Regions from separate parts of the Homo sapiens genome. Here region 1 is linked to region 2. Evidence: read pairs that join two places in POLR2A ChIA-PET (ENCODE). Cell type or tissue: MCF 10A. All regions are shown on one strand. Links, peaks and the distances in the headings refer to the core of each region. The heading gives the core; the rest is flanking DNA. Region 1 has its middle 6.8 kb from the start of RPF2. Region 2 has its middle 5.3 kb from the start of SNORA40C.

Region 1 (5,382 bases), core at 254-5,253, 120 kb after region 2:
AGCTGACACTTGGGAGGCTGGAGTAAAGACTCCTGCAGAAATAAGTCTCATGCTGCTGTGTTGCTGTGCTGTTCCTTGTTCTGTATCCTGGAATACTAAGTGAGCTGGGTGCCAGATTGGGTTCCACAAGGCTTGTTGGGGTCCTGTGATTGTGAATGTCTTTCCAAACCTGTAGCTATTGCTGCTGTTTAGGCAGAGAAGGCAGAGGCTTTGCCACTTTCTACCTAAGAGAGAAATAAGCTACTCTCTTCGTTAGGTCACTCTCTGTAATAGCCAAACATAATACTAATTGATACATATGTATTTTATTTATTTATTTTTATTTTTTGAGATGGAGTCTTCTCTCTGTCGCCCAGGCTGAAGTGCAATGGCGCAATCTCGGCTCAGTGCAACCTCTGCCTCCTGGATTCAAGCAATTCTCCTGCCTCAGCCTCCCGTGTAGCTGGCATTACAGGCGTGCACAATCATGCCCGGCTAATTTTTTGTATTTTTAGTAGAGACGGGGTTTCACCATGTTGGCCAGGCTGGTCTCCAACTCCTGACCTCAAGTGATCCACCCGCCTTGGCCTTCCAAAGTGCTGGGATTACAAGCGTAAGCCACCACACCCGGCCTGATACATATGTATTTTAGAAAACATGAAAAATATTAAAAAGTAGGCCAGGCGTGGTGGCTTATGCCTGTAATCCCAGACTTTGGGAGGCCAAAGCAGGAGGACTGCCTAAACTAGGAGTTCAAGACCAGCCTGGGCAAGATAGCAAGACCTCATCTCTATTAAAAGTATAAAGAAGTGGAATATTCTTGAGATTTGTAATCTTGCAAAAGAAACTCATCTACACGATAGTGTAGTTCTACCTTAAATTGAAGAGGAAAATAAAATCTTAAATTCTGACGAAAACATACATGTTAAGCTCCTTACCTATTTATAAGTGTTTCAAATTTAGTAAAATAAAGTCTTATTTTTTAACTATGTAATATTTTGTGAGACTAGAATTTCATTTATGAATTTCTTTGCCATTTAATTGCCTTAGTAACTCACTAGGATTACTTAAAAGCTAATGTTAGAACCAGAGTCCCTGTATAGCTATCACACTAAGTACTACTTTTAAAAAAAAATTAAGTAATATTATTTTTAAAAAATAGAGAAGGGGTTTGGCCAGTTGCCCAGCCTGGTCTTGAGCTCCCGGGCTCAAGCCATCTGCCTGCCTCAGCCTCCCACTAAGTACTACTTTTGACACTGAATGCAGTGGATTGCTTTTGTTGACAAATAATACTTTTCAATTTAAAAGGATCATATCGTTGCCTGGGCGCAGTGGCTCACGTCTGTAATCCCAGCACTTTGGGAGGCCGAAGTCAAGGTAGGCAGATTGCTTGAGCCCAGGAGTTCGAGACCAGCCTGGACAACATGGAGAAACCCCATCTCTACAAAAAACATAAAAATTGGCCGGGCGCGGTGGCTCACGCCTGTAATCCCAGCACTTTGGGAGGCTGAGGCGGGTGGATCACGAGGTCAGGAGATCGAGACCATCCCGGCTATAACGGTGAAACCCCGTCTCTACTAAAAAAATACAAAAAATTAGCCGGGCGTAGTGGCGGGCGCCTGTAGTCCCAGCTACTTGGGAGGCTGAGGCAGGAGAATGGCGTGAACCCGGGAGGCGGAGCTTGCAGTGAGCCGAGATCGCGCCCCTGCACTCCAGCCTGGGTGACAGAGCAAGACTCCGTCTCAAAAAAGAAAAAAACATAAAAATTAGCTGGGCGTGGTGTTGCACACCTGCAGTTGCAGCTACTCAGGAGGCTGAGGTAGGAGGATCACCTGAGCCCAGGGAGGTCAAGGCTGCAATGAGCTGTGATCATGCCCCTACATTCCAGCCTGGGCAATAGAGCAAAACCTGTCTCAAAAAAAAAAAAAAAAAAAAAAAAAAAGCCGGGCGCAGTGTCTCACGCCTGTAATCCCAGCATTTTGGGAGGCCGAGGCAGGCAGATCACAAGGTCAGGAGATCGAGACCATCCTGGGTAACACGGTGAAACCCCGTGTAAAAAATACAAAAAAATTAGCCGGGCGTCATGGCAGGTGCCTGTAGTCCCAGCTACTCCGGAGGCTGAGGCAGTAGAATGGCGTGAGCCCGGGAGGCAGAGCTTGCAGTGAACCGAGATTGCGCCACTGCGCTCCAGCCTGGGCGACAGAGTGAGACTCCGTCTCCAAAAAAAAAAAAAAAAAAAAAAGATTGTATTGTTAAGGTGCATCATGGAGAATTATTCCTTAAGCCCATTATAAAAAATGTTTGCAGCTGGGCACGGTGGCTCACGCCTGTAATCCCAGCACTTTGGGAGGTCAAGGCAGGTGGATCATGAGGTCAGGAGATCGAGACCATCCTGGCTAACACAGTGAAACCCTGTCTCTACTAAAAATACAAAAAAATTAGCCGGGCGTGGTGGCATGCGCCTGTAGTCCCAGCTACTCAGGAGGCTGGGGCAGGAGAATCACTTGAACCCAGGAGGCGGAGGTTGCAGTGAGCCAAGATCACGCCACTGCACTCCAACCTGGGCAACAGAGCGAGACTCCATCTCAAAAAAAAATGTTTGCAACTCCACTCATTTATTCATTATGTACTGCACAGCTGATCATAAATTTATGGATAGACAGCCAGCTCAGTGAAACTACTGACGATATATACTTTTCTATTTGTATAGCAGCAGTTTTTAATTTTTTAGAATCTCTTATTTCCTCTTGTTCCAATAGCTTATGTGAAAATATTCAACTTTCCTAATATGTCTAAGGTTTACATGGAATTATCTTCCAGAAATGTTTGTATTGATTTTGGAGATGAATTTGCTATATTTTATGACTTTGACCATTATTTCCCTGTGGAATGAGAAAATGCTGTTTATAAAATTGCCCATAAGTACATTTTACTTTATTAATACAGTACAAAGTAAATATACACCTTTGTTAATGTCAATTTGTAGCTGGTAGTTACTGATAGTTGGTATATGGGTTCAAGGCAGCCATACACATGCATCTTTTTTTTTTTTTTTTTGAAACAGAGTCTCACACTGTCACCAAGGTTGGAGTGCAGTGGCACAATCTCTGCTCACTGCAACCTCTGCCTCCCAGGCTCAAGTGATCCTCCTACCACAGCCTCCCAAGTAGCTGGGACCACAGGCACATGCCATGACGCCCAGCTAATTTTTTGTATTTTTTGGTGGAGATGGGGTTGCACCATGTTGCTCAGGCTGGTTTTGAACTCCTGAGCTTAGGAGATCCACCTCCCTCAGCCTTCCAAAGTGCTGGGATTACAGGTGTGATCCACGGAGCCCGGCCATACTTGTGTATCATTAATAAGAAGGTGAAAATAGTAGAGGTTCTAGTTTTCTCAGATGCAAAATAAGATCTCTTTTACTATCATGTATGAAAAATTTTATTTTGTACTCTTATTTCATGCTCCCATTTGGGAACTGTATTATTTTCCACTATTGCTGTAACAAATCACCACAAACTAGTGGCTTAAAACAACATCAATTTATTATCTTACAGTTCAGGAGGTCAAATTCTTAGTTCAAGGCTGGGCGTGGTGGCTAACGCCTGTAATCCCAGCACTTTGGGAGGCCAAGGTCAGGAGTTTTGAGACAGGCCTGGCCAACATGGTGAAACCCTGTTCTCTACTAAAAATACAAAAAAAATTAGCTGGGCATGGTGGTCTATGCCTGTAATCCTAGCTACTCAGGAGGCTGAGGCAGGAGGATTGCTTGAACCCAGGAGGCAGAGGTTGCAGTGAGCTGAGATCATGCCACTGCACACTCCAGCCTAAGCAACAGAGTGAGACTCCATCTCAAAAAAAAAAAAAAGACAAAAAACAATTGTAAGTTCCAGTGTTATGGGGCTAAAATCAAGATCTCTTTCCTTGCTTTTTCCAGGTTATAGAGGCTGCCTGAATTCCTTGGTTTGTAGCTCCTTCCTCCATATTCAAAGCCAGCTGCATTACATCTTCTCTCTCTCACTCTGACCTCTGCTTCCATTATCACATTTCCTTCTCTGACTCTTAAACTTCTGCCTCCCTCTTATAAAGTCCATTGTCATTAGATTGGTGCTCATCTGGAAAATCCAAGATAATCTCCCTATTTAAAGATTCTTAGCTGGTCCTGCCGCAGCCTCCTGGGTGGCTGGGATTACAGGCTCCTGCCAGCATGCCTGGCTGATTGATTTTTGTGTTTTTGGTGGAGGCTGGGTTTCACCATGTTGACCAGACTGGTCTTGGACTCCTGACCTCAGGAGATCTGCCTGCCTCAGCCTCCCAAAGTGCTAAGGACCATGTACTTTCTTATAGGGGGTGCTGCTCTAGTATTTGTTTGTATTAGCTTCTTTCAAAAGAATTTGTCAAGAATAACTTGACCTATATTTAGATTTATAAAATGTAACAATATTTTCTATACTTTTACTCAACTGTATCATACATTTTTTTAAATGGTGATTAGTAACTTTGTACTGTTAAATACTCATTTGGAATTTTTTCATGAGAGGCCAGTTCAAATTACATGTATATATCAAAACAACTACAATTTAAGGATAAATGAAATACAATTGTATTAACTTACAACAATTACTGAACATGTCAGTACAACATGTTACTGAAAAGTTATTAAGGGGAGAATGATAGGGACCATGCTATTCACAAATTATTTTCACGAAAATAAATACTTGAATTAATCAATTTAAGTGTGTGACACTTCTGAATATTTTGTTCATGTCATTCATTTGCTATGCAAATTCTTCACTGTGCAGTGTACTCCTATTTGTATTCTGATAATAATGAGTGGGTTAATAAAGTTTTACTGAAAAAAAAAATTCTTAGCCAGGTGCGGTGGCTCACGCCTGTTATCCCAGCACTTTGGGAGGCCGAGGCAGGTGGATCACAAGGTCAGGAGTTCAAGACCAGCCTGGCCAATATGATGAAACCCTGTCTCTACTAAAAATACAAAAATTAGCCAGGTGTTGTGGTGGGCGCCTGTAGTCTCAGCTACTAGGGAGGCTGAGGCAGGAGAATCGCTTGAATCTGGGAGGCGGAGGTTGCAGTGAGCTGAGATAGCACCACTGCACTCCAGCCTGGGTGACAGAGTGAGACTCCATCTCAAAAAAAAAAAAAAAATCCTTAATAACCGCTGCAAAATCTCACTAACATCACCACCAGTCCTGCCACTTAACAGCAGACATCACAAACTTTTCCAAAAAACTAAAGAGGAGGGAATACATCCCATCTGAATCTATTAGGCCAGTATTGATCCAATACCAAAGCCAAACAAAGATTCCACTAGAAAACTACAGGCCAATATGATGAATATAGACACAAAAATCCTCAGCAAACTATCAACAAACTGAACCCAGTAAC
Region 2 (5,382 bases), core at 57-5,056:
GGTGGTCTTGAACTCCTGACCTCAGGTGATCCATCTGCCTTGGCCTCCCAAAGTGCTGAGATTACAGGCATGAGCCACCACGCCCGGCCTTTTCTTTTATTTTTTAATAAAGAAGGGGTCTCATTGTGTTGCCCAGGCAGGTCTTGAACTCTTGGGCTCAAGCAATCGCCCTGCCTTGACCTCCCAAAATATTGGGATTACAGGTGTGAGCCACCATGCCAAGCCATAAGTACTTTTTTGAAAAGTTGTGGGGTTTTTTGTTTGTTTTTGTTGTTGTTTTCATTGTTGTTGTTGTTGTCGTTTTGATATGGAATGTTACTCTGTCGCCCAGGCTGGAGTCCATTGGCACAATCTCCACCCACGGCAACCTCCACCTCCTGGGTTCAAGCGATTCTCCTGACTCAGCCTCCTGAGTGGCTGGGATTACAGGCATGCACCACCATGCCCAGCTAATTTTATATTTTTAGTAGAGACAGGGTTTCTCCATGTTGGTCAGGCTGGTCTCAAACTCCTGACCTCAAGCGATTTGCCCACGTTGGCCTCCCAAAATGCTGGGATTACAAGTGTGAGCCACTGCACCTGGCCCTCAAAATTGGTTCTAATCACATAGTGTTTAACATCACCCCAGCTTGTATAAATTAAGTGCTTAATAAAGATCATTGTTCATTTATCTTAGACACATTATTTGCCAGGAGAAAAATAAAGGATATCCTAGACACAGAATAGTGAATGAATATGCAAAAAATAAGTAACAAGTGCAGCTCACCTTAACAATACGCTTTTTAAAATGTGCATAAATTGAATTATTTAAAGTAAAATCAAGAGCTTTGGTTTAAAACAGAACTCTAGCAATCTTCTGTAACATAACGAGATTTTTTTGTTTTTTTTTTTTTTGAGAAAGAGTCTCTCTTTGTTACCCAGGCTGGAGTGCAGTTGTGGGAACATGGCTCACTGCATCCTCAACCTCCCAGCCTCAGGTGATCCTCCCTACTGACTATAGGCATGCACCTCCACGCCTGGCTAATTTTTTTTTTTTTTTTTTTTTTTTTTTTTTTTTTTTTTTGAGAAGGAGTCTCTCTCTGTCGCCCAGGCTGGAGTGCAGTGGCACGATCTTGGCTCACTGCAACCTCTGCCTCCTGGGTTCAAGCAATTCTCCTGCCTCAGTCTCCCGAGTAGCTACAACTACAGGCACACGCCACCAAGTCCGGCTAATTTTTTGTATTTTAGTAGATACAGGGTTTCACCTTGTTGCCCAGGCTGTTCTCGAACTCCTGACCTCAGGATCCACCCATCTCAGCCTCTTAAAGTGCTGGGATTACAGGCGTGAGCCACTGCACCTGGCCCATAATGAATTCTTAATATTATGTAGCTATTCATGTTAAGACTTCCTGGTCACCTCCTTCAACAACTGGGAAACATCAGTTTTGGAACCCATAGTCATATCTAATAAAGGCACATTCTCTTGCCTTGTCTTAGAAATAAAATAAAACAATAATCAATACAAAGAATTGCTGTCTTTGGTCTCCATACTTTTCCATTTTTACAACAAACTTCTTATGCAAACCTCACAATATCAGCGTAAGAGTCAATTTTCATACTTTGACCCAACACTCTACCTTATAGGTAGTCAATGAATATTTTTCTGAATGAACAAACATTTTAATTCATTAATTAGTTAATTAAGTAGTTCTAAACCTAAGATTATTCTGGGGTGCGGAAGGAACTAACATGAAAACTTTAGAGATATAAGCAGCCATATCAGTCTTTCCCTTTTTTTTGAACTTGCATCATTGGCTAATTAAGCACTTTTTTTTTTTTTTTTTTTTTAGTGTGTGTGACTCACTTTATTGCAATATTCATTTTATTGTGGAGTGGTCTGAAATTGACTCTGCAATATATTTGAGGTATGCCTGCATACAACAGCATTTCTATTTTTTCTTTTCTTTCTTTTTTTCTTTTTTTTTGAGACAGAGTCTCACTCTGTCACTCCGGCTGGAGCGCAGTGGTGTCATCTTGGCTCCCTGCAACCTCCACGTCTAGGGTTCGAGCAATTCTCCTGCGTCAGCCTCCTGAATAGCTGAGACTACAGGTGTGTACTACCATGTTCAGCGAATTTTGGGGTTTGTGGGTTTTTTGTTTTTTTTTTTTTGAGACGGAATCTCGGTCTGTTGCCCAGGCTGGAGTGCAGTAGCGTGATCTCAGCTCACTGCAACCTCCACTTCCCGGGTTCAAGCGACCCTCCTGCCTCAGCCTCCTGAGTAGCTGGGACTACAGGCGCGAGCCACCATGCCCAGCTAATTTTTGTATTTTTTAGTAGAGACAGGGTTTCACCATGTTGACCAGAATGGTCTGGATCTCTTGACCTCATGATCCGCCTGCCTCGGCCTCCCAAAGGGCTGGGATTACAGGCGTGAGCCACCGCACCTGGCCATTTTTGTATTTTTAGTAGAGATAGGGTTTCACCACGTTGGCCAGGCTGGTCTTGAACTCCTCATCTCAAGCGATCCTCTCACCTCAGCCTCCCAAAGTGCTCAGCTTACAGGTGTGAGCAACTGCGCCCAGCCTAAACACATCATTCTTAAACTACCTGACCTTTCAGAACTAACAGTTGAAGCTAGGAATTCTCTATTTTGCCACTCTGTCTACAATCCTCCATTATCTACATAATATTGCAGCTCTTCCATTATATTGTGGAATGGCTGTGAAGTAGCACAAGGCTCAATGTCAAGTGTCCTCTAATACTCCATCGCACGACTAAACCCTATGTCACTTAGCAACATTTCCCTGCCCTGCTCTCCCAGCTCTTGTTGGGAAGCCTGTTCTGAGACGGTGGAACTTGGCAGGGGTGAAGGAAAATCCAGTGACTGATGCTTTATGTCCAGGAATTTTCAAAGCCTGTAGATGGCTTTTGGTTTTGGGTGGTGGTTTTTGTTTTTCTTTCTTACTTTTTTTCTTTACTAAAGGATTAGAATTTATAAATAATAGAGTGTACTGCACAATGGAAGATGCAGAACACAAACACGTTTAACTAGAATAGTATTCTTTAGCACTGGTGGTACCACACCTTTATTGCTAAAGACCTGTGTTGGGAAATGGGGACACTCCCCTTCTTACACTTCAGGTTACAGCCCTGTCCAGTTAAGCAATACACCACTTCACACTGGAGACCTTAATTTAAATGAGTTACAACTAACTTTTATGTAGGGCAGCAAGGTGCATGAAAAGGAAAACAAATGAGTACAAAGGATAAAAGAATCACTCCTTTCTTTTCTTTCTTTCTTTTTTTTTTTGAAACGGAGTCTCATTCTGTCGCCAAGGCTGGAGTGCAGTGGTACGATCTTGGCTCACTGCAACCTCTGCCTCCCGGGTTCAAACGATTCTCCTGCCTCAGCCTCCCAAGTAACTGGGATTATAGGCACCTGCCATTATGCCCAGCTAATTTTTGTATTTTTGTAGAGATGGGATTTCACCATGTTGGCCAGGCTGGTCTTGAACTCCTGACCTCAGGTGATCCACCAGCCTCGGCCTCCCAAAGTGCTAGGATTACAGGAGTGAGCCACCGCACCCGGCCAAATGTTTGTAATTCTTACATTCTCTGGAAAAAAATTCGTTAATTGAGTTTATATTGAAATGTAGCAACTCCTAGTTTCATAAATTTTATGTATGTAATATTTGAAGGATCCTGATTTTTTGCTTTCTTATTACATAGTGCTAAATACACAGTATATATGAGATTTTGCTGAGTTGAAAACTACAATTGTGGATTTCAAATAAATAATGCTAAACTAGTTATGTGGAAAATGAGAAGGTTAGGTTTATTTATAAATATCTACTTGGGTAGATTATCTTCACATTCTCTAATTGCATGGCTTAAAGTTCTCTCTCTCTCTTTTTTTTTTTTTTTTTTTTTTTTGAGAGAATTGTCCAGGCTGTTCTTGAACTCCTGGCCTTGTTGGATCCTCTGGCCTTGGCCTCCCCAAGTGCTAGGATTACAAGCATGAGCTACCATGCCTGGCCTATGCCAGCTTTTTAAGAACCTTGAGATCAAAGAAATAAATGAGAAATTTCTGAAAATTTCCACATGTACTTAAAACTCTGTAACTATATACTATATATTAAATCTACCAAAAAATTGATGGTTAGGAACCTGCAACCAGGATTTAATAGCCTTGTTTTATAAAAGTATACCAAAACAATTAGAAAAACATAGTTAATAGCTTTTAAACAAAATTTGCTTACAAATTATAGTTTGATACAATTATAAAGTAATAAATGGCATAAAGTTACATAGATTATGTATCACTTGGCTGACCATCTGGTGCCTTCCAAAGGCTGCCAAAACTGCTGCAAGCCAGGCTGAGGCTTGAAGAACCCCTGAATTCCTGCATCTAGAAGGATGCAGGTGTCTCTTGTCTAGGACATTTCAAGGAAATGTCTTCTCCCTATTTCCCTGCTCCCGACCAGTTTATACAGATTACAGGGAATCCGTAGGATCTGGAGGCTGAGAGAAAGGTGCAAAAAGGTAGAGTGACAAAAATGGACTTTTAAAAACTGTTCCATCAGGTATTCTTTGGTTACAAGTAAAAGAAAGGTATCCTAACCCAACTTAAAAGGGGATGATGAGCCAGGCGCAGTGATGCATGCCTGTAATCCCAACACTTTGAGAGGCCAAGGAGGGTGGATCACTTGAGTCCAGGAGTTGGAGACCAGCCCTGGCAACATAGCGAGACCCCAACTCCAAAAATAATTAAAAATTAGTCAAGCATCGTGGCACATGCCTGTAGCCCCAGCTACTCCGGAGGCTGCGGTAGGAGGATTAATTGAGCCTGGGAGGTTGAGGTTGCACTGAGCCATGCTTACACCACTGCACTCCAGCCTGGGCAACAGAGCAAGACCTTGTCTCAAAAAATAAATAAAAATTAATTAATTAAAAGGGGATGATCAGAAATCCAGAGGGGAAGATCACAGATCCCAAGTAGAGGTCACAGATGTCAAAGTTGTCAGACCACTACTCTCTCCACCTTTCTCTGGGATTGTACAGTTGCTGCATCTGTTGACACATCCAGGCTATGGCTTATCTCTGATGACTGGATTTCCTCATTTATGAGCATGCATACATCAAAAAAAATGGCTGCCACTCCTCACACTACCTGACTCTCCAGCTCTGGTGTCCTCCACTGAGCTAGTTACTCAAAGTCGAAGTCTCTGGGTTCAAATTAGCAAGCAAAAGAATTGGATTGGTGCTCGTATAAATGCACATATACTAAAATTGGACCAATACAGAGAAGATAAGCATAGTCACTACGCAAGGATGACACCCAGATTTGTGAGTCATCCCATGTTAAGGGGGGGAAAAGCATCTGAATGGATTAGGTGTTCTCT

The links. ChIA-PET counts read pairs that join two places held together with the same protein. Peaks named below come from ENCODE experiments on the same cell type or tissue, not always from the same donor. Only the 100,000 strongest peaks of a DNase experiment are listed, where the experiment ranks them.
Region 1: POLR2A ChIA-PET joins it to region 2 with 5 read pairs; 2 of 35 experiments call an interaction of 5 or more read pairs at or near these places.

Annotation. Positions count from the first base shown.
Region 1 is chr6:110,972,584-110,977,965 of GRCh38, forward strand. No RefSeq gene overlaps it. Among named protein-coding and RNA genes, the nearest start is that of RPF2, 6.8 kb to the right of the region's middle. In MCF 10A, for the core only: no CTCF peak of the experiment used is centred there; no DNase peak of the experiment used is centred there.
Region 2 is chr6:110,851,177-110,856,558 of GRCh38, forward strand. It overlaps a transcript of AMD1 not described here and the pseudogene RNU6-1115P. Among named protein-coding and RNA genes, the nearest start is that of SNORA40C, 5.3 kb to the left of the region's middle. In MCF 10A, for the core only: no CTCF peak of the experiment used is centred there; a DNase peak (open chromatin) is centred at 3,105.